6 separate regions of the Homo sapiens genome follow, and regions 1, 3, 4, 5 and 6 are each linked to region 2. A link is a contact called in ENCODE Hi-C or POLR2A ChIA-PET data. All regions are on one chromosome and are shown on one strand. Each heading gives the region's core, a stretch centred on a gene start or an enhancer-like site at or near the end of the contact. The rest is flanking DNA. Distances are from core to core; before and after follow the strand shown.

Region 1 (3,681 bases), core at 1,080-3,579, 3.3 Mb after region 2:
GCCAGTATCAACACTCCCATGTATAAGTTCTTGGCAAGAATAAGTTCAAAAAGGCAGGTTTAGAGGTCATGTCTAGCACAGACCATCATCAACATTGCCCCTCTCTTTCTCAAGAGTAAGGACAATGCTGCTGCTGAGGCAGGAATCAAGTTACATAAAGAGACCTCAGAAATCAATGGGATGGTTTTTTGGGTACATTGACTGGTTTAGCGCCTCTGTTCATTCGTCAAACATTTATTAAGCACCTGCTACGTGCAAAACACTGTTAACAGTGCACTACTGTGCACGCTCATTCTCAGAACAACAATCCTGCGATTCCTGGAGAGGGATGGTAGAAGAGGAGTGCTGCCTTGTTAACGAGGTTCTCCCAACTTCTTTTTTTCCTCGGGAATTGTTCTCTTTAATGTGGCACCAGCGGCAACCTTCATTCTTAGGTCGCACAAATCTGAGAAGGAAGAGAAAAACATTGCACGCAGGGCGAGACTTATATCTGGGAAGATGCGTCAGGAACTTGGGAGCACTTGGGATTCAGTCCCCTAAGGTGGTTCATGTACAGGCTGGTTTTCTAAGTGGAGAACAGATAATAGAATTTGCAGAGCCAGGAGCTCTGACTCCTGTGGCTGGGCTGACCTTAGGCTCCAGCCCGCAACCCCAGTAGGTTTCTGTGCAAAAATCTTTTGAGATGAATGCATACTTTGTCTTCTAACAATGCATTCGTGACAGCTGTCTATCCAATCGGTCCGCCTCCGTTCAGAGCAGTTCGTGCCACAGAAGCATCTCCTGCGCTATAGTTATGCAACCTCACTCGCAGCGGGAGTTATTTCCTCCGTTCTGGCTGCGCCAGATTCATGTAACACGCCTACCCTGGGCTTCAATGGAAGTCGTTCTCCATTAACAATCACTCCAGCTTTCCGAGATGAATGCCCTGATAGCATACCCCTTGCGCAGTAAGAATCCAGGCAGCGAGGCGAGGTGTTAAAACACACATACATTCTCATATTCTCTCTCTCTCTCTCTCACACACACACACACACACACACACACACACATACACTTCGTGCATGCAGCTAGGGGACTGCAGCAGTGCAACCAGGGGGACAGCAGGAGGAGCTCTCTTTGCAGTCCCTGCTTCTAACCCCCACTAACTAAAGATGAACTCATGCCAGTTCCATTCTTTGCTCTGCAAAGAAAACACACACACACACACACACACACACACACACACACACACACACACGGCAGAAGAGAGTAGCCTCCAGATTTCCCCTCTGAGCACACTGTCTTTCTAGCCTCTTCGTTCAAGCAACCCGGATATTCCAAGCAGAGTAACGGGGAGTAACGCGCCACAACAATGCAACCTCCCTAGCAGCTCCCCTCGCAGCTCCCACCCCCGCCCCCTTTCGCGGCGTGCCAAGAGTTTGGAGCGCGCGCACGCACACCGAGCACGGTGCAGGGAGGATATCCCTCCGCCTCCCTCCCCCTTTCTCCGCTAAGTGGCTCGACAACGATTTGGGAAATGAAGGGAGGAGGGAACTACTTTCCTGAAACTTGCTATGCTGCACATGACTTCGAGTTGCAGTGATTCGCCCGGAGGCCGCGGCTTTTAGTCCTACCCACACACCCTCACAGCCTGGGCACCCCGCTCGGCAGCCCCACCCCGCGCCCGCTCTGGCCTCCGGGGAAAGCGGGCGGCCGGGAGAAGTCGCGAGGGACTACTTCGCCTCCTTCTCTCGCGGGCGCCCCCGGTTCGGGCAGCGGCTGCGGCGGCGGAAGGAGCGGGCGGCGTGAGCGCTTCCGCCGCCCCCCTCGCGGCTCCCCTCTCTCGGGCGTGAGGAGCTGGCCCGCTGAGCTGCTGGTGGGCACTGGCTGGCGGGGAACCTGCAGCCGCTCTTGTCCTCTCCCGCCGCTTCTCGGGATCCTGCCCCCCGGACCCGGGCCCGCCCGCTCTTCTCCGGCCGGGTGGGAACGATCGGTTTGCCTGCCCCTCGCCTCACACGCTCCCCGCCGCCCCCTCCACCCCCCTGAGGAGGAGTCCCGGCTGGAGCGTGTCTGGAGGAATCCGCCGCCGCGGGGCCCCTAGCCCTGCTCTGCCGGCGCCTGAGGACCGACCCAGACGCCGCCGGGGGTTGAGGGGCAGCCGGCGGCGAGGCGGGAGATGGTGGGGTGGGCTCCGGCAGGACCGCGCCGCCGCTGCCCGGAGCCTGGGCTCGGCACCCCCCCGCCGGCCCCCACCGAGCGGAGCTCTGCTTCCTCCTCGCCGCATCCCTGAGGGAAGCGCCGCCTCTGCTCCCGGGTTCTCCGCCCGCCGACTCCTTCCTGGCCGGACCCCGCTGCGCTCCACCCCAGTGGCTGGAGGAGCAGCTCTCCAGTCAGCCTTTGCAGCCCCTCTCTTTTTCCCTTTCCACCGGGCCTCCTCGGATCCCTTGGCTGGGCACTGAGGCGGGGGAAGAGGCTGGGGTCGCCACGGCGGAGGTTGCTGCCGCCACCCCCCTGCGGGGGTGGCCGGGGTTCCCGGCTGGGGGGGTACCGTTCTGGGTGAGGCATCCACCATGGTGAGGCCCCTGTGCCGCTGCCCCCGCGCCCCCCCGGCCGCCGCTGCCTCCTGCCCCTCGGTGCTGCTGTTGCTCCCCCGCCTGCTGTTGCTCCTCCATCTCCAGATCGGATCACGGTGAGGGAAAGATGAGCGAGGAGACGGCGACTTCTGACAACGAGTAAGCGCCTCATTGATCTCGATTGCTAATCCCCCTCCCCCTATCCGCCCTCGGCTCTCCCCCAGACCCATCCGAAACTTGGGTGCCGGAAAGCTTGCGACCCTGGAGAGTTCGGTGCATCTTCTGGAGATAGCTGATTTCTTTAGCCATTTTTAGTGGCAGCACCCCTCCCCATCCTCCCACATTTAGCTGCTTTCTTTTGGGGTAGGGGATTAAGTGTTGGGAGAGGATGGCAATTGTACGTCTATGAGAGGGAATAATGTGGATGGATGGAAGTGGAGTAGAAACTACCCCTTTGCCTGTGAGACCCCTGTCCCGTCCTTTTTCACTCACATACCAGTCACCATACCTTCAGTATCCATCCTACTTCCTTTATAGCTGTTTCACTTGGAAACTAATGTGTGGGAGCACCTCCTGCAGCAAACTGCTCTTGAATCTTAATTCGATGAGTCAGTGACTCTTAAATACCGATTAAGCCTTCACCCTCTCCCCCCTCCCCCTTTTAAACTTATGACCTGTAAGATTCTTGTAAAAAATAGGGTTAGGGAAACATTTTTAGAATTTAATAGGATTAAGGACACCTGGAGTGTGGGCGATGTTGAGCTAGAGTTTACCTTTGTGAATATTGGACGTGTCTTCAGGAACGGAGAAGAATTTTGAATGCTAATTTTTACCTTTCAGCTATGTGAAAACACATGATTTACGTTGATGTAACCGAATTTACATTGCTGAATATGTTGGTGATTTCATTAACTTTTAGAGCATTCCGGTTTAAGTTTTAGCTTATTTGGGCTTTCTCCTTGCTTTCCAAACGAAATACTTCGTCTTTTAAATGTTTTGCTTTAACGTGACAGCTGCGTGGAGAAATAATGGTTGGCAACACTTTTCTATTGAGAAGGGATTTAATTCCAAGCAGAATATTAGCATCCGTTTTCTTGTAATTAAGTTCAACTTTTGTTTATCTTCGGAG
Region 2 (3,281 bases), core at 569-3,068:
TTAAGTCATGAATCCAGTGAACTGCAAAGAACTTGGCAGCAATTAGGTGCCAAGGTAGTCAATCAGGACAATGAGTCAAACCAAAAGTAATCAAGCCTTTATTCACTTACTGTGACAGTGCAAGCAAGTGGTAAAAAGAGGCACTGGCTCCCCAGTGGTCTACTAAATACAAGGACACTGGGTGAGGGTCAGTTGATGCAGTGCATATGAGGTAATCCTCTCACTGAAAGGAGCCCCTAACAAAAATCTCCTGCCTCTTATGGAACTTCAGAATAGGAAAGGGAGGGGAAGGTCTAGGAGTGAAAGAAGCTGGGTCAAAAATGGAGAAAAGTGTCTTAGCCACGGTCCTTCCTAGGAGGGCCTCCAAATGGAGGTACCCAGGCTAGGAAAGAAGTTATGGGATTTGCATATCTAGCAGGAGGGGCAGGGCAAGTCCTTGACTGCAACCCCCTCCAGAAAACTGCAATGCACCGGCCCATATCGAGTATGGTGTGGGAGGACAGCTTGGCCCTTGAGGCCAGTCAGGCAAAGCCTGGTAATTGTCCAATGTCAGGACTGAATGATCACACAGGATTTTGGTATAAAGCCAGATTCAATTCCTTTTGTATGTTTCTTCTTCCCTTTAATAAATGCTTTCGTGGAACACGCCTAAAAGAAAAAAATCACACACCACAACTACCTCTGATTAAAACAGGGATTGGCTACCTACAGCTCCTGTACCAAAAAGGAGCTACGGTTAATCATCCATTGTTAGCACTAAGATTGGATAACTGTTGTCACTTGCCTCCCACCACGTGGAAAAGCACTTACTGGGAGCCCTAGATTGTTAGAACCATTAGTGGCAAGTGGTGATCCTATCTCCTGTTTATGAGAGTCAGGTTAGGGATCCTCACCTCACGCACTCATGGAGCTCCAAATCCCATTTCAACCGATTTTTGTTGATAACATAAAAATAAAAAAGACTGTAATTTTTCTTATCTTAAACTGAAATAAAAGAATAGTAGATCTGCTCAGTGGTTCAATCCAGAATTTATCCTGACAAGAACAAGATACTCTACGTGAAGACTGTAAAAACTGTAAAAACTGACCTCAATAATATCCAATGTTGCCTCAAGGCTGAAAGCCTGTTGATTTTCTTGTCTTGACTAGTACCATTAAAACGATGTGAGGATTTCACGAAAGTAAGCGAACAAGAAATGAAAGACCTAAGAGAAACACACACAACTTTCAGTTGGGGAATAATCTCCGGCGGCTGCTTCTGCCCCACTCGCCCCGGGCCCATTCTCTTGGCCTTGAACCCTCACCTCTCCCTCCCAGTGGACTACACTGGACAAAGGACACTGACACACAGTCCTCGTTCTAAAGGCCCACAACCAATAATAAGCACGTAATGGTCGAGCCGAGTCCAGAAACCACAAAATCCCACGCCAGGAAAGGAAGGGTAAGGGTAAAAACTGCTTTGGCTGCAGCCAGGATGAAAACGCCACATGTGATACAACCCACAGCAACAACAAAAAAAAATCCCTCTACGCCTTCCTCTCAAATTTCTGCTCCGCGTGAGACGCACTCAATAGGTGGGGAAGTGAGAAAGCAAAAGGAGCTCAGGAACTGAGGTTGTGGAGCCCCCGTTCTTGGGTCCCCAGGCACCTTGGCGGTATTGAGGCAGGTCCGACCCTCCCTGGGGGTCGCTCCACTTCTCAGTCGGGTTTCTGAAGTCCTCCTCACGCATCTGGAGCTGGCGAGGGCCCGGGAGGCACGCACCTCAGGCCCAGGTGCCGCGAAGGCAGCGCGCGCACGTCCGCAGGGCCGGCGCGGCAACGGGCTGAGCGCGCAGGCGCGGCGCTCTGGCGCGCCCAGGGACACAGTCCGGCTGGAAACAAGCTCCCCCCAATTTCAGGGCCGTTGTCGCCTCCGGGCGGTCCGCGGGTCCCGAGCGGACTGGGACTCTGGAGACGTGCCCCCAACCCCACCGCCATTCACCCTGTCATTGCAGGGGAGAGAACAGAATAAAGACGGGTACATTTTCCATCTCACCTCTGAACCTCGGTTAGGAAAACGCTGTAGCCCTGACTAGTGGGCTCAAGGGCCGACTGGAAAAGGGCGAGTCAGCGTTCAAAGCCGATTCGGGGCAGCCCTCTCTAACGCAGAGGGCCGAGGATAAGAAGACGACAATGTGTTAGGGGCCCTCCGGGCTAGGACTGTCCTCACCACTTTGTACATTGCCAAAGTAAATATAACGTAGAGGTCAAGCGCAGGCGCTTTGTGGGCAGACATGACTGAGCTCCACTCGCGACTCCTCTAATGGCGTGCCAGCTGCGGACCTCATTAGCCCCGCCTCAATCATTCAGTATGTTTTGGTTGTCTACAGTGTACGAAGCCCTGTTCTCACAATTAGATAAAATGAGTGTGAAGTGCTCAACATAATTCCTAGTGTAGTAGGCCTTCAAAGAACTATTATCATTATTAATTACTCATATAGAATACAACTTTATGAAATGATAGGATCCCATTTTAAGATGAGGAAAATGAGGCTATCAGAGACGTTAAGGAACTTAATGTCACACAGTTAATAAACGATAGAGGTGCGATTTGAACACAGGTTGTCTAATACCAGACCTGCATTTATAACTGCTGCTTCCCAAGTTATAGATATTTCAGCATTTTATGTAGTCACAATTGAAGACCAAATATTTAGTTACAGACTAAGTTGGCATGTTATTACTGAATAAGATGCTAAGGTATCTACTAAAGATTTTAAGTGCAAAAGGCATTAGAGAAGAATTTACTGTGGATTTTTTGCAGGTTCTGATTGTAATTGTATCACCTTGAGAAAGGAGGAAATGAAAGCAGATTATCAGGCATACTTTTTTAACTCTAAGCAACTTTTTGCATTACTTTCTAAGGACCATCAGCAACAAAAATCAATGGTTTCTAATGTTGATATATTTTCCTCTACCAAAAAAATTAAAGCAGCTGAGCCAACAAAAATTCTCTGTTTTGGATGTGTTAGCATGAGGAAATGGCGAATAGGAAATGAGCTTTTGCTTCTCATGTAGGAACCCTGAAGGAGTCAGATTTGGGAGGGGTTGAAGTCTGCTTCCAACAGAAGCAGGGGTGGAGAAGGGAAAGGAAAGACTTCTGGTGTCCTAAATGCTAGTCCCAAAGTGGGGATGCTGTTTGTCCGGATAACCCTTGTAAATCTGCTCCATTCTGCAGCTACTCCTGGGAAACTTAACTCAGCCAAATAATGCAAACAATTGCATCCATCATCAGCCACATCA
Region 3 (3,537 bases), core at 70-2,569, 3.6 Mb after region 2:
CTTTTTATGAAATCCGCCTAGAAAAGTAAGAGATGAAATGGAGCAAGGGAACTGGAACTTCCACAACTTTCTTTGCAGTGGAAGGTGACTCTCTTGACTTCTAGTATGGATTCCTTCCAGTCCCGTCCTCTTCCCCTTACAATACTCAATTTAATGTACTGAACTCCTCCTTCTGAATCTAGTGCAAAGTACAGTGGTGGACCCTCAGGGGATACCTGGATGGGGAGAGGCAGGGCGTGCATACAGGGCCAAGAATCCTTCGTTCCTGGGATTATAAGCACGGGAAGTCCAGCATCGCAAGCTTCCTGCCGCTACTGGGTATGGTGGTGCAAGGCACAGTCCCATCAGTGTCGATGTGAATGGAGTTGTGAAGTGCACAACTTGTCCAGCCCCTACGCCGAGGCCAGGCCTTTGTTCATGCAGTTGCCTAGTTCTGGTCCTTTGGCTACAAACTCAAAGCTGCCTGGCCAAGAGCCCTTTCACTCACTGTCCCTCTTTCTTCAACTTCTGTTATCCAAGACCCTCTATAGAATCATAGTGAGGGGGAGAGGAGTGCAGCTTCCCATACGGAAGGCGATATGTTTCCCTGACCCACGGATCTGGAAACTTCCGTGGGGCAGGGGCAACCGAGGGGTGCCACCTCTGCGGGCTCCCTGCAAGCTCCTCGGCCGTTCTGGGCAGGGCCGGGAGGGGCCACCAGGTGGCGCAGCCGGAGCCCAGCGCCCCAGCAGGTGCGGGCAGCGCGGAAAGTCCGCGAGTGGGAGTCCCGATGCCGGGCGTGGAGATGTGGGGGAGGAAGTCGGCGGGCGGGCGCCGGCTCCGCGAAGAGCTTCGGCCCTAGCAGATCTCACCGGACGAGCTCTGGCCTCGCGGCCGCCCCTCTACCACCCCTCAGCCCCAGCTCCCTCCCCGAAACCCCGGGCGCAGCGCGCCGGGCGTTCTGGACACGTCCGCCCGTCGCGCTGGTGTCCCGGGACTCCGGCCGACCCCGGCCCCCCTCCGCCCTCAACTTCCCTCGGGGTGTTGGGGCGACGGGCAGGGGCCTCTTTCCCAAGAAAGGACACAGGCGCTCCCGAGGGCCACGGCCGCCTCTACTCACCGCGGAGCCTCTCTCGCCTTGCCCAGGGTGCCCATGGCCGCGGCCCGCGCTCCCGGTGCCGGCTCACCTAGCGCGGCCGGGCGCGGCGCATCGCCCCCGCCACCACCGCCGCCGCCTGCCGGCTCTCTCCCCCCCGGGCCTCGTAGCCCCGGCGCCCGCCAGCCCTCGAGCCCGGCGAGCCCGACCGAGGTGCACCGCAGGCACAAACTTTGTGCGAGCGCGCCCCCTCTGCCTCGCGCGCGCGCTCACACCCGCCTGGCAACCACCTGACACGCTGATGCTGGCGGCTGCAGGAAACGTGCGGCGCCCCGCCGCTCTTCCCCGAAACCTGCCCCCTTTCCGCGGGTGCCCCGGCCTGCGCCTCGCGCGGTTCTCTCACCCCTGCCCGCCTTCGACCTCTCTTGGCCAAAGGGTTAAGTCTCAGGGGAGTTGGAGAGGAGCGGGCTCCCGGCTACCACGCCCGCGCCTTGCAGGGCACCTGTGCCCGTCGACCTCCACCTCAGCTCGGGAAACGGGCTGCGCCTAGCGGCTCCCATGGGACCCCCTTTCCCGCAGCCGACCCGCAGCTTCCACGCCTCTTCCTGCGGCCGCTGCTCGGAGCACTGCAGTGAGGACGCCTTCTCCCCTCCAGGGCCTCTCCTGTATATATCAGAGCGCGGAGTCCGGCAGGGGAAAGGAACGGAAAGACAGTTGTGAAGTTGCCTTAACCTGTGCCCTGGGGTCTCTAGGTAGCCGTCTGCAGGACTGGGCCGTAGACATGTGCCCTGTGCCCTGCGCCCTGCACCTTGGACGAGGGCTGCCTGTGTGGAGGTGCGCTCCACAGGCGTGATCCATATCTGGCCCAGACGCGGCCGCCTGGCGTCGGTGGGTGTAGGAGATGTGGGGACAACTTTCATACAACGTCAGTGCGCACAGAAGACCTGGCCAAGAGGGGCGGCCCATCCGCTGCTTGTCCAGGTGATAGTGCTGATAATCTCAATAGCTAATGATTGAGTGCGGTTGTGCTAAGTGCTTTCTATACATTACCTCATTTAATCCACTCTCCCTGATACAAAGAGATCACTGTTGTAAAGATGAGAAAATGAAGGTTTAGAGAATGCTATGCCTTAGATCATACAACTAATAAACAGCAGAGAGACCTCTGACTTGGACTGAGGTCTGTCTGACTCCCTGTAATCACTGCTGGACTGCCCTAATAACACACTCATTATCACGGCCACAGACCATAACTCTAGCCACAGTCATAGTTGTCTTCCTGGCCATAGTGTTCTGGACTTTAAAGCCTTCCTCTGTTTCATTTATATATTTCCTTATATTTATATGCTACCTTGTCCTTAAAACAGAATTCGAGATAGCTTACAAGAGCACATAACCTACAAAAAGAAGTGTGTGAAATGAAAAATGAGGCACACAAGATGGAGCCAAAAATGAACATCATTTGAAATAAATGCATCTCATAGAGTCAAATACCCTTGCTACAGGTGGGACCAAAATTTGTCTCCTGCATTTCTAGCAGTCAAGTTTAAAGAGAGGCCTTGTCTAAAGTTCAATTCCTATCACATGCAAGACCAAAAACAAAATTGCTCAAGAGAAGATCCCCCTTTCTTGATACTGAGACCAGCAAGAAATTTCTCCAGAGAATCCTCATGAACACTGGGTGATATAAAGAACCAAGTCCTCAGTCACAGCCACAGATGCAGAAGGGGCAGGTGAATGTCAGGAGAATATTAAATGATGACACTCTTTCTCACTCACTGGGTCTAAGGCTCAAACATTTTTAGAGTTATCTATTATACACCCTTCCTCATGTAAGCCCTACAACCTAAACAACCAAGTTGGCGGATGTCTGAGGATGGTAAAGATTTGTATCTATATATGAATCTATCTGACTATCTCCCAACAGTCCTAAGTTTGCAGTCTTAGACTTTGTTCACAGAGATCTTCTCTTATTACCAGGTGAACAATTACTTTTCACTGACCCCTCTACTACAGAATGAGCTCTTTACCCTACTTAAATCTATAATATTTACACTTTCAATTGCCACATAATATTCTGTGTCCCTGTCTTACCTCCACAGCTAAACTGTAAATTGTCCGAGGTCAAGAATCAGGTCTTATGCTTCTTTAGCTTCCACAGCTGCCAACTTGAGGCAGTACCTGTGGGACATTACTAATGAACTGCTGTGGATTTGATTTTGAAAAGCAAAATGTGCTGACCTCAAAGAAGAAAATAAGATCCTTCCTGATTATTTCCGGAGAAAGGGTTTCAGTTTTTCTTTGAAGTCCGCTGTCTATGGCAGGAGTGATAAGCTTACTGGCACTGTCCCCGGTGGCTTTCGTGGGATCCCCATCACAGGTTATCCGAGGCCTTCGGTATTTCTCTATTGCTTCACCCTTGAAAATAGAGCCCCTTCCATGCCATTCATTGCACTGAGTCT
Region 4 (3,331 bases), core at 819-3,318, 3.1 Mb after region 2:
CCCATCTTTAAACAGACTTTATATTACTCACCATCTGATCAGTGTGTGTGTGTGTGTGTGTGTGTGTGTGGTGTAAGAGTGAGGGAAAAAGACAGGAGCAGGCATTTGCTTACCTAGGCATTACTTGAATGGTATTTCCTGCAGACATGTGGAGGTATATTTAAGGTAGCAAGTACTCTACTATCTCATGTTTATCAACTTCCTGATTGGGATGCAAAAGTGTATTGGATTTTCTGAGTGGAAAACATATTCGTGTATTCCAGACCTCAGAGGAAAACAACCAAATAGAAGTCTAAACCAGGCCCAAAATAACAAGAACCATGGGGACACATTTAGAGCAACGTATAAGAAACAATGATGTCCATCATGCATGGCCATTACTCTTCCCGCCCTGCTTCTCTGGGGTGTTTAAAGAATCAGTGATTGACTAGGCACACTCCTTATGAATATAAAACATGATTCATGTTTGCCAGTATTAACCATCCACTCAGTTGGAAAAAATGACTCCTCCACCTGAGTGCTGCACTCTTCTTTGGGGCATTTCAGGAAACACTTGTAGCATGTTTGTGCTCTCAAAAATGTTTTCCTACCCTTTCCTTCAAACTTCTCCTGAACTTACGCCTCGCCGAGGACCCCAAATACCTACCATGCTCTCCCTATTTCTTATTTAGATTTATAAGGAACAGAAAACAGCCAACAAGTTAGTATCAATCCCTACACTCCTGAATGTATTTGTTCATTCACTCAACATATTTGTTGAACCCTTATCAGGGCCAGGGACTGCTCTGGGCACAGGAGATACAGAATAAAAGACAGGTTTGGCTGGGTGCAGTGGCTCCCTCCTGTAATCGGAGCCCTTCAGGAGGCCACGGTGGGGCAGGAGGATAGCTTGAGGCCAGGAATTCTACCTTACTGTAGGCTGCGATTGCACGATTGCACGCTGCACTCTAGCCTGGGAGAGCAGACAGGACTTTGTCTTCGTGTTGTTATTGTTGTTGTTGTTGTTTAAAGGTTCATGTTCTCAAGGAGGCATACACTAGTGGAAAGAGACATTAGACAATTAGCCCTAGTAAAAAGTGACACAAAGTCAACCAAATAGAGGTCCCAATAGGATCTTTTTGTTTACCGGAGTTCCAGACCCACATATCTTCCACCTGTGCAGGTAGATAAAGTGTCCACCTCCAACTTAGAAAGAATTCCACAAGCACCCAGAACTTCATCACATTCGTTCTCCGGCTTTGTGATACTCATTTTAACACACACACAAAAATACTAAGTTCAGAGAGGCTATGTGGATTTTCTGAGGTCACACAGTTGTCTCAATGGAAAAAGCAGGGAAATGTTATAAAATAATACGAGTATCAAAATAGCTGTCCCATCGTCGTCCTTCAACACTTGCAGGTTACATCATTTTGCAGGTCTGGCTGTGACATCACTTCTGGATATGCGACACGGCCCACCCCACCACTGAGAAAATGGAAAATGCTGAGCAGTAACCTCAGAAACAACTTCCTCCTGCAAACGCAATTTCTTTTCCGCCTAAACCTTTACAGCAGGGAAGGTGGGTGTAAGGCGCACCAAAGAGCCTTTCAAAGTAGGAACCCCGGCCTGCAGGTCAGCCTGGATCGTGTCCAAATTGAGTTCCACCCCTGGTGAAAACCAATCTGTTTATGGGTACGCTTTTCTGATGTTACAGAACGTCTGCGAGAGAGGGAGCTCAAGTTCCCGCCTGGTCTCTAAGTAACCCGGCCCACAAAGGTGCATACACACGTCCGAGACAGAAAAAAGCTTGCCGGTCGTTCCCTCCTCCCAGGCCTGCAATGAAATGCGCTTTAATTGCATCAAAGGGTTCTTCTCAATGGGGTTTCAGAGGCGCGAGAGCGGCGTTCCCAGCGAGGGTTCCTTTCCGGCTGGCCAGCATTCCTCAGCCCCGCGCGGGGAAGGGGATGGGGCTCCTTCGGCAGGGCCTGAGGCTCATTTCCATTCCTCTCGCATACAGCCTCTGTTGTGCGGGCCGGGCCTGCAGAGGGTAGCCGCGGCTGCCTACGAACAAAGCCCCATTCATCCCCAGGGACGCTTCCTCCCCGCCGGCCCGCGGCCGCAGATGGGCTGGCCTGGGCACGCCATCCTGCAACCCGGGCGCGCGGCCCGGCCTGGCGCGCACAGGGCTCCGATTCAGGACGCCGGGGCTGGCCGGGGCGACCCGGGCTGCTTTTTCAGCAGGCCCCACAATGAGGATCGGCTGAAACTCGCTTTCATTTCTGGGCCGGGGACAGGCAGACACTGAGTCCTTTCAGCCGGGAAATCCTCAGTTTACTCACGGCTTGTTGAGAACGAAGATGTCAATTTCCACTGCCCTCTCCCGGCCTCCCCCACCCTTGCCCCCTCGGGATGGTACGGTCCGAAGTTTCCCGAGTTGTGAGAGGACTTTGTTTCTCCTCTGCGGCCTCTGAAATCCCGACGAAAGGGTCATTTCCTGACTTTTGTGTCTCTTCAATCCAGTGCCTTGAAAGTTCTTACCCTCTTGTTGTGACTGAGTGCATAATTGCAAGGCTGCTCCCTAACTTTTTTTCAGAGCTTTAACATTCCTCTAGGTTCAAGTTTGGGACCGTGGCTTCACAACAAAGACCAGTTTTTTCCTCCCCCTCCTCACTCCTGGGAAAAAGGAAAAAAGGAAAAGAAAGAAACCAAAACGCGTTTGTTCAGCAACCATGTTCACAGATTTCGAGCACACTTCTTCTGGCCCCACAGGTTAGACCAACAACAGGTTAATGCCACGGAGAGCTCTAACGCCAAATCAAAGGACTGCAGTCTCACTTTTTCTTAAGTCTCAGGCAGCTGGGGGAGTTGGGGCGGTGTGTGCTTAATTTCTAGTGCACAATCTAAAACAGAAACAGCCTCCAGATCTAGATTCCTAGGCTCTGGCTTAAACAGGGAATGGCAGAATCAAAGAACACCAGATATAGGAAGACTTATCAACCCTAATGCATTCATTTTACAGATAAGAAGCAGATAAGATCTAAGAGGGGAAGAGACTTGTCCGCCCTCCAAAAGAAGCTGGTTCATCCCAGTAAAAATTGCCTCAAACAAACTTAAAAATAATTTTCAAAAAGAAAGCCTCCAAGAAAAAAGTGTTGTTCAAAAATATGTTTTCTTTTCTCCCTTTGTGTCAGAAAAAGTTTTCTCTGAGTTGGTGGGAAAAGGGTGGGAACCCAGGTTTGAGCTGAGGATTAGAAAAAAACCTTCAAGTATCTTTCCAAAGAATGCTCTCTGTGTTTCTTTCACTTCCTGCATTTTGAACATTGCTACTCTCTCTCTTCAAAGTACAGTC
Region 5 (3,448 bases), core at 515-3,014, 4.9 Mb after region 2:
TAAAATGATATGATTGAGACTTAAAAAAAACACTCCTGAGGGATGGAGAGAAGAGATGAAATAAAATTGACAAAATATCTATGGTTGTTGAAGCTGGATGATGAGTACAGAGGAGTTTACTTCTAAGTATGTTTGACATTTTCATAAATATAGGTTTAAAAGAATTTTTTTAAAGACCAATAGAGAAATGGAGTAATTTTAAGGATTAGAGTGCAATGGCCATATTTGCAATTTAGAAACATTACTCTGGCTGCAATAGGAAGAATGGCTTAATGTGGGGCAAGAATGAAGACAGTGACTAATTAAGAGAGTTATTGAAGTAACCCAGGGAATTGGTGACAGTAGCCTGAACTAAGTTAGTGGCAATGGGTTAGAGTGTAGTGGATGGACAGAAGTGGTGACTATTTGGATGTGAGTTGAGAGAAAGGGAATTCAGAATCACACTCAGTTGAATGGTGCCATTTACCTAGTCAGAGATCACTGGAGAAGGAACGGGTCTCCAGCAGAGGGAAGATGATGATTTAAATTGGCCTTGGGTCAAGCTAGTGCATTTGTGTTATCTGGCCAGAAATGAGTGGATAGATGGCAGCAAGGAATTTACACAATCATTATTTAGTGAACAGTGGAGGAGTAAGCAAGGTAGACAGAAGAAACGTCACTTAAACCTAACTTGGGTTAGTACAATAGGATTATTCGAAATGGACATGCAGCATTAGTAAGTTACTGAAGATGAAGTGCAATAACAATGTCTGGGTAGACAGGTTATTATTTTATAAACTTGAAAAACGACGACTTGAGGCAGGATATAACACAAAGACTCCCTAAATTCACACTGAGTGAACTGGGAAGGGAACATGATTCTCTTCATGGGAAGGTAGCTCATAAAGATGCCTGAGTGGAAAGACAGTTTTCAATTGAATTTGCAAGGTGGTAGTGGAGATCCCCAAAGCTGGGGAATGTAGAGACAGAGAACATAATGAGGGTGTTGAATCTGTGGCTCAGAGAATAAGTTTGGGGGTACTAAAGTGGGAGGAAGGAGGGTGGGGGGGGTCACAATTTTTACTCCCGGTAGTCTTGTTCTGGGAAGGTACAAGGTGAAATTAGAAGTGACCTCAGAACCCATCGACGTCTGCCCTTTAAGAGTTTCCCGGCCGGGCGCGGTGGCTCATGCCTGTAATCCCAGCACTTTGGAAGGCCGAGGCGGGCGGATCACAAGGTCAGGAGATCGAGAACATCTTGGCCAACATGGTGAAACACCATCTCTACTAAAAATAGAAAAATTAGCCGGGCGTGGTGGTGCGCGCCTGTAGTCCCAGCTACTCTGGAGGCTGACGCAGGAGAATCGCGTGAACCCGGCAGGCGGAAGTTGCAGTGAGCCGAGATCGCGCCACTGCACTCCAGCCTGGGGAACAAGAGCCGAAACTCTGCCAAAAAAAAGAAAAAAGAGTTTCCCGCACTAGCCATGCCAGGGTGGAGAAGTTCCAGCAAGCACTTCTGTTAAAGATACTTGTTTCGTGAAAACTATACAATGTGGCGTTTTCATTCCTATCTGTGATTCATTTCTTAAGTTCGTGGAGTTCCTTTGCTCCCCTTCCCCCAGCAGGATGTGGGCAAAGCTGTCCCCCTGCCTTCTTCCTTCGCCTGGGCTTCTGGAGCCTCCGGAGCTAGCTCCCGGCGCGGAGCTCCGCCTACGGCCCGTCCCCGGCGCGGAACCCCGCCCACGAGCCCGTTTCCAGCGTGGAACACCGCCCATAGCCCGTCCCCAGCGCGGAGCCCCGCCCCGCAGGCTGCCGGGGGCCCACCGCCGCCCAGGCAAGGCCGCCCTGCCTTGGGCGCAGCGCTGCCATGGCTGGGGGCCGTGGGGCCCCCGGGCGCGGCCGGGACGAGCCTCCGGAGAGCTACCCGCAACGACAGGACCACGAGCTACAGGCCCTGGAGGCCATTTACGGCGCGGACTTCCAAGACCTGCGGCCGGACGCTTGCGGACCGGTAGGAACGTGGCTTGTCAGGCCCGGGCTGGCGTGCCCTGGCCTCCCCGGGCCCTGGGCCAAAGCCCGGACACTTCCAGATTGGGCCGCCGCTTTAGGATCCTGCAGTCTTTTCATCCCTTAGGTTCCACCCATGCTCACTTTAGTCCTTGCACCTGCAGCTGGTCTGCAGAATCCCACCTAGGCCGAATTCTTCTACAGTCCTTTCCCCATGATTTCCCCAGAGGAATCCCCCTGGATTCCTCCCTCTTACCTGGCACTGCTTCTTATTCCTGCCTACATCCCATAACATAACTGCCTCCTTCCAACCTTGTCCTTTTTCCCCTCTGAAAGCCCTTGCGGATGATACCACAGCAATTCATACGCGCCCCTTGCTACTTTGTTCTGAGAACGCTTTTTGGGCTCTCGCACAGGCCTTACGTCCTCAATCAGAATTCTCAAGTCTCATCCATGCATTCAAATCTGCACGCCACATAATTCCCTCTGTACTCCCCAGGCATCCTCACTGTGTTTTCCGGTATGGAGGAACTTTCCATACCTCTGCACCTTCCTCTAAGACATTTAGCTCAGAATAAAGCACACATTCATCTTAGCTGTAGTAGAGAGAGGGTTCTAGACTGAGTCTAGAGAAGGAGTGTCCAATCTTTTGGCTTCCCTGGGCCACACACAAAATACACTAACACTAAGGATAGCTGATGACCTAAAAGAAAAAAAAAATTCGCAAAAAAACCTCAATGTTTTAAGAAAGTTTACGAATGCGTGTTGGGCCACATTCAAAGCGGCCCATGGGCCTCGGGTTAGACCAGCTTGCTCTAGCTCTAGACCTTTTAAAATGGCATTTTGTTTAAAATAATATTTTGCCTTTTTGTCTGGAAATTAAGGCACGTTATAAAGTATTTATACTGACAGTTTTTTCCCCATCCTTGAAGAGTTGATCTACCAAACTATTTCTGAATATTATCATATTATCATTTAAAACATAGTTCTAACTTCATCTGCTTTTTTTTTTTTTCTTTTTGAGACAGGGTCTTGCTCTGTCTCCCAAGCTGGAGTGCAGAGGCATGACCACGGCTCACTGCAGCTTATTCTCAAGCAATCCTTCTGCCTCAGCCTGTCAAGTACCTGGGACTACAGGCACATGCCACTACACCTGGTTAATTTTTTTAATTTTTTGTAGAGACAGAGTCTTGCTCTGTTGCCCGGGCTGGTATCAAGTTCCTGAGCTCATGCAATCCTCTCACCTTGGCCTCTGAAAGTGCTGGGATTACAGGTGTGGGCCACCGCGCCTGGCCTCTTCATCTGCTTTTAACTTTGGCATTTCACAACATCTGCTCTATCTACACATCCAGGATTTCCTCAAGAAATACCATCTTCTGGAGCTATCAGGACAAAATATTCTCTCTCAAACTCAGGGTGCTTCTTCCTTCATTAAATATTTGTTTTAGGCATTAGGAATACAG
Region 6 (3,638 bases), core at 598-3,097, 3.1 Mb before region 2:
AAAGGCCTAAGTAACCACTGTTTTCCCATTCTTTTCACACCAATACAGGGTTCAAGAGATTGAAGTTCCTAACCAGGTCCCAACTTTTGAGTGGCATATGGTATTAAATTCCTTACAGATCCAATAAAATCACACTAACAATTTAAGGCATGCTTATTTTAACCAATTAGGAGGTGTCATTAATTATTAAATACAAAAATGTCAATACTTTTGTCCCTTATTGGATATCCTTTCGATATGATAGGCTTGAGTAGATACTCAGATTGCCTTGGGAACTTGCTTAGTTTTGTTCCCATAAGAATTGGTACTAATGGCACACTCACAATAAAATAATGGAGTGTTGATCCCATTTAGTGGGGAATGTTTATCCAGAACTGAGTGTGCCGTGCAGATCTACCTCTGTTCTCGTGAACCCTCTTTGGGTCTTGAAGAGGCCTTTGAAGCTGGTGGGACACACGGCTGCTGGGAGGACCCTAGTGAACCTGCCTCCCCGCCTTCGCCCAGGGCAGGCTTCTCCGGGCACACCCTGGAGGAGGAGGAGGAGGATGGTGAAGGACACCTGCAGATTTTCCTGAAGCAATTAAGACCTGTAAAGATTTAGGCCCCGCTGTCAACCTTTTCCTGGACACATTATCTGCCTCATCATATTTTTAAAAATTGTTCCTCTTACAGCCCACTTCCATTTACAAAGGTATCACCTGGCGGTAACCATGTGCATGTCATACATGACTTTCCCCTGGATCCTTGTGCTGTGGATGAAGCGTTTCCCTGATCGGGGTCTCACAAGTTTCCCTTCAGCTACTCTTAAATCTATACATTCTCAAGCCAATAGACAGAAATAAAAGTCATTTGCACTTGTGTGAGGTAGCTGAGTTTACAGAGCAGAGGCAAATCCATTTTATTACAGAGATTCTCAAAGGGCTGCAATAGCTTCACCGGGAGGGAGGAGGGTACACTTGAGCGGTTGTGTCCAATGAAGGAAAGTTTTAGTTAATGATGACATCACTGACATCTCCCAAATTTAAAGGAGCACTTAAAGCACCGCAGATGCAATTTTTTCCCCTCCAGTGAGGAGATACTAGGGAAGGCCTCTGGGTTCACAGCCAAATTGCCTTAATGGTTTGCCTGCTGTCCAGCGAGACCCAGCAGAGCGAGCGGGACGGCGGTGCGCCGGGCCGCGGGGACCCACGCAGTCACAGCTCCGGTGCCCGGCGAGCGGCCTCGCGCGCGGCTCGGGGCCGGGCCCTGCCCGGCCGTCTGCAAGAGCCGCGGGACCCCCGACGCGCGCGCACGGACCGAGGGGTCGGTCGCCCCACGCCTGGCATCACGTTCCAGTGCGGACAGCCAAAGGGCTGAGCGGAGGCAGCAGCCCCGACCCAGCGGTAGCGCCGCGCCCTGCCCGAGAGAGGCGCGCCACGCCGGGCCGGAGCCGGTGGCCCGGGAGCCCGCGGGGTCCGGAGCGGAGCCCGCAATGCAGACGCGCCGGCGAGCCCAGCCGGGGCCCGCGCCCCCCGCGTCCCCGCGCCCCGGCCCCGCGGTCGCCCGGCCTCAACGCCCACCTGCCTCGCCACGGAGCTCGGGAAGGAGACGGCGCCGGCCCCGCGCCCGGAGAGCGCACCTGCCTGGTCCGCGGGCCCGGCCCCGCCGCCCGCCGGCAGCACCGCGGCCAGCGCCGTCTTACCTGCCGCGCCGCGCCGCTCCGCTCCGCCAGCCCGCAGCGCCGCAGTCGCCGCTACCCGACTTCCATTTTCTCTCGCTTTAAAGGAAAACCAGATCAGCTGTTTTGCTCCCGCTCGGGCTCCGCGGCCCCCTCCCCAGCTGCCGCTCGCGGTCCCGGTGGCCTCTCCTCCCCCGCCTCCTCCCGCGCTCCGCTCCGCCCCTCGCGCCCCTCCGCTCCGCCCGCGGCCGCGCACAACGCCCGCCTCCCGGCTCCGCCTGCTGCCTCCGGGCGCGCGCCCTCCTCTGACGTCACCGGTCGCGTTCGCGCCCCGCCCCCGCCCCGCGCGGACGTGCGCGCGCCGCGCCTGTGCCCCGCCCCCGCCCCTCCGGGGCCGGGCACGGAGAGCGCGTGCTCGCGGCCGCGAGCCGAGGAGGGGACGTACAGCGCCCGCGCGCCCGCGAGCCCGCTCCGGCTCTCCCATGCTTGCCCCTCGGGGTGCTCCTTCTGCGCTCTCCGCCTGGACTGCAGGAAAAGGCTGCTTAAACAGCCTGCCTTTTCCTGCTGCCTGACTCGCGCCATCTGCGGCCACCTGTCTCGTTTCTTCCCCCTGGCTGGCGCACCCTTCCTTCCTAAACATCCCAAACTTTCTCCCACCCAGGCTGTCCAGGCTGCAGTTTCTACGCCCTGCGCTGGGGCCTGTGCATCACGCCTAATCCAAAGCTGGTCCTTTTACCTCCCAAAAAGGTTCTCTGACCTTTTCCCATTTTTTGCCTTCCTCTAAAGACTTTTTCACGCCACCCCTTCAGATGGTTCCCCTCCCTGATGGCAAGACCTGCTCGCTGCTCTGGGCCCTTCTCACGTCACCCTGTAGATGTAGTCACGCTTCCTTATCCCAAACAGGACGTTATATTGCAGATGACCCATACCATCCTGGTGTACTTCTAAACAATCATTATTTTACTTTTAGTTTAGGACTTTTTGCTTGACTTTAAACATTGTATATGTTTAATAGTGTTTAATAATTTATTTGACTTTTAAAATTGATATTCAGTAAAATTGGTTATTTGATATATAATCCTGTGATCTTGAACCCTTGTTTGGATTCATGTAACCACTAGCGCAATAAAGAGCTCCCTAGTTCTGCCCTTTTATAACAGCGCCCCCGCCAACCCTAACTTTTGGTAACCACTGATAGGTTCTCCATTGCTACGGTTTTGTCTTTGTGAGTGTGTCGTATACATGGAATTACGCAATATGTAACATTTTGAAACTGACTTTATTCCCTCATCATTATACCTTGGAGATTCATCCATGTTATTGTGTATAGTAATAGTCCTTTTTATTGTTGAGGGGAGTCTCATTATTTGTACCACATTTTGTTTAGTCACCCACTGGAGAATATTTGCGTGGTTTCCAGTTTTTGGCGACTGTGAATAAACATTCTATAAACATTTGCATGCAGCGTTTTGTACGGACAAATTTTTTAAATTAGTTGACTAAATATCTAGGAGTGCAATTGCTAGATCTTATGGTAAATTTGTTTAACTTTATAAGAACCAAACAGTTTTCTAGAGTGGCTATAGCATTTTTATAACTGTCAGCAAATATGAATCCCTTTCCTTCATCCTCACCAGCACTTGATATTGGCTATCTTTATCTATCTATCTGTCCATCCATCCATCCATCCGTCTATCATCTATAATTTTAGACATTCTAGTAGGCATATAGTGCTATATCGTTGTTAATTTTCAATTTTCTACTGAAAAATTATGTGGAGCAACTTTTCATATGCACCTGTATATCTTCTTTGGTGAGATGTTTGTTCACATCTTTTGCCCATTAAAAAAAAAAGGTTGTTTTCTTATGGTTGAGTTTTAAGAGTTCTTTGTGTATTTTGGATAGAAGTACTTTATCTGATACGTGTTTTGCAGGTATTTTCTTCCAGTGGAAGCTTGTCTTTTCATTCTCTTAACAGTCC

The links. A loop is a pair of places that touch in the nucleus more often than their neighbours do. ChIA-PET counts read pairs that join two places held with the same protein, here RNA polymerase II (POLR2A). Pooled maps may share reads with other maps.
Region 1: a pooled map shows a loop between it and region 2 (13-fold over the local background). The contact joins the promoter of SPRED1 here to the promoter of ZNF770 in region 2. A Hi-C loop is called at or near these places in 2 of 37 single-sample maps with no recorded cell type and 11 of 50 pooled maps.
Region 3: a map of B cell shows a loop between it and region 2 (26-fold over the local background). The contact joins the promoter of RASGRP1 here to the promoter of ZNF770 in region 2. A Hi-C loop is called at or near these places in 1 of 168 maps with a recorded cell type or tissue (B cell), 1 of 37 single-sample maps with no recorded cell type and 6 of 50 pooled maps.
Region 4: a loop to region 2 is called in a pooled map, with 2.1 times the contacts of the local background. The contact joins the promoter of LINC01852 here to the promoter of ZNF770 in region 2. A Hi-C loop is called at or near these places in 2 of 37 single-sample maps with no recorded cell type and 2 of 50 pooled maps.
Region 5: a pooled map shows a loop between it and region 2 (4-fold over the local background). The contact joins the promoter of EIF2AK4 here to the promoter of ZNF770 in region 2. A Hi-C loop is called at or near these places in 6 of 50 pooled maps. POLR2A ChIA-PET finds 5 or more read pairs at or near these places in 2 of 52 experiments (CD4-positive, alpha-beta T cell and activated naive CD4-positive, alpha-beta T cell).
Region 6: a loop to region 2 is called in a map of CD8-positive, alpha-beta T cell, with 18 times the contacts of the local background. The contact joins the promoter of OTUD7A here to the promoter of ZNF770 in region 2. A Hi-C loop is called at or near these places in 2 of 168 maps with a recorded cell type or tissue (CD8-positive, alpha-beta T cell and naive thymus-derived CD4-positive, alpha-beta T cell) and 6 of 50 pooled maps.

Annotation. Positions count from the first base shown.
Region 1 is chr15:38,250,507-38,254,187 of GRCh38, forward strand. SPRED1 (sprouty related EVH1 domain containing 1) reads left to right here and starts at 2,330. Exons shown (of 7, transcript NM_152594.3): 1 at 2,330-2,711. The coding sequence starts at 2,680. RefSeq lists silencers at 1,680-1,979, 1,990-2,039, 2,140-2,239, 2,420-2,479, 2,490-2,539 and 2 more.
Region 2 is chr15:34,986,469-34,989,749 of GRCh38, forward strand. It overlaps ZNF770 (zinc finger protein 770), which reads right to left and starts at 1,819. Exons shown (of 3, transcript NM_014106.4): 1 at 1,648-1,819; 2 at 1,089-1,205. LOC105370764 (a long non-coding RNA gene) reads left to right here and starts at 1,890. Exons shown (of 5, transcript NR_188212.1): 1 at 1,890-2,016; 2 at 3,217-3,281. RefSeq lists enhancers at 318-377, 458-507, 1,914-2,003.
Region 3 is chr15:38,563,495-38,567,031 of GRCh38, forward strand. RASGRP1 (RAS guanyl releasing protein 1) reads right to left here and starts at 1,320. Exons shown (of 17, transcript NM_005739.4): 1 at 1,100-1,320. The coding sequence starts at 1,134. RefSeq lists silencers at 617-816, 827-1,046, 1,077-1,316, 1,477-1,526 and enhancers at 1,384-1,895, 1,737-1,926.
Region 4 is chr15:38,070,922-38,074,252 of GRCh38, forward strand. It overlaps LINC01852 (long intergenic non-protein coding RNA 1852), which reads right to left and starts at 2,069. Exons shown (of 3, transcript NR_147201.1): 1 at 1,127-2,069; 2 at 909-1,036. RefSeq lists an enhancer at 1,547-2,412.
Region 5 is chr15:39,932,351-39,935,798 of GRCh38, forward strand. EIF2AK4 (eukaryotic translation initiation factor 2 alpha kinase 4) reads left to right here and starts at 1,765. Exons shown (of 39, transcript NM_001013703.4): 1 at 1,765-1,989. The coding sequence starts at 1,846. RefSeq lists an enhancer at 1,478-1,617 and a silencer at 1,638-2,047.
Region 6 is chr15:31,868,826-31,872,463 of GRCh38, forward strand. OTUD7A (OTU deubiquitinase 7A) reads right to left here and starts at 1,848. Exons shown (of 13, transcript NM_001382637.1): 1 at 1,682-1,848. RefSeq lists a silencer at 1,811-1,880.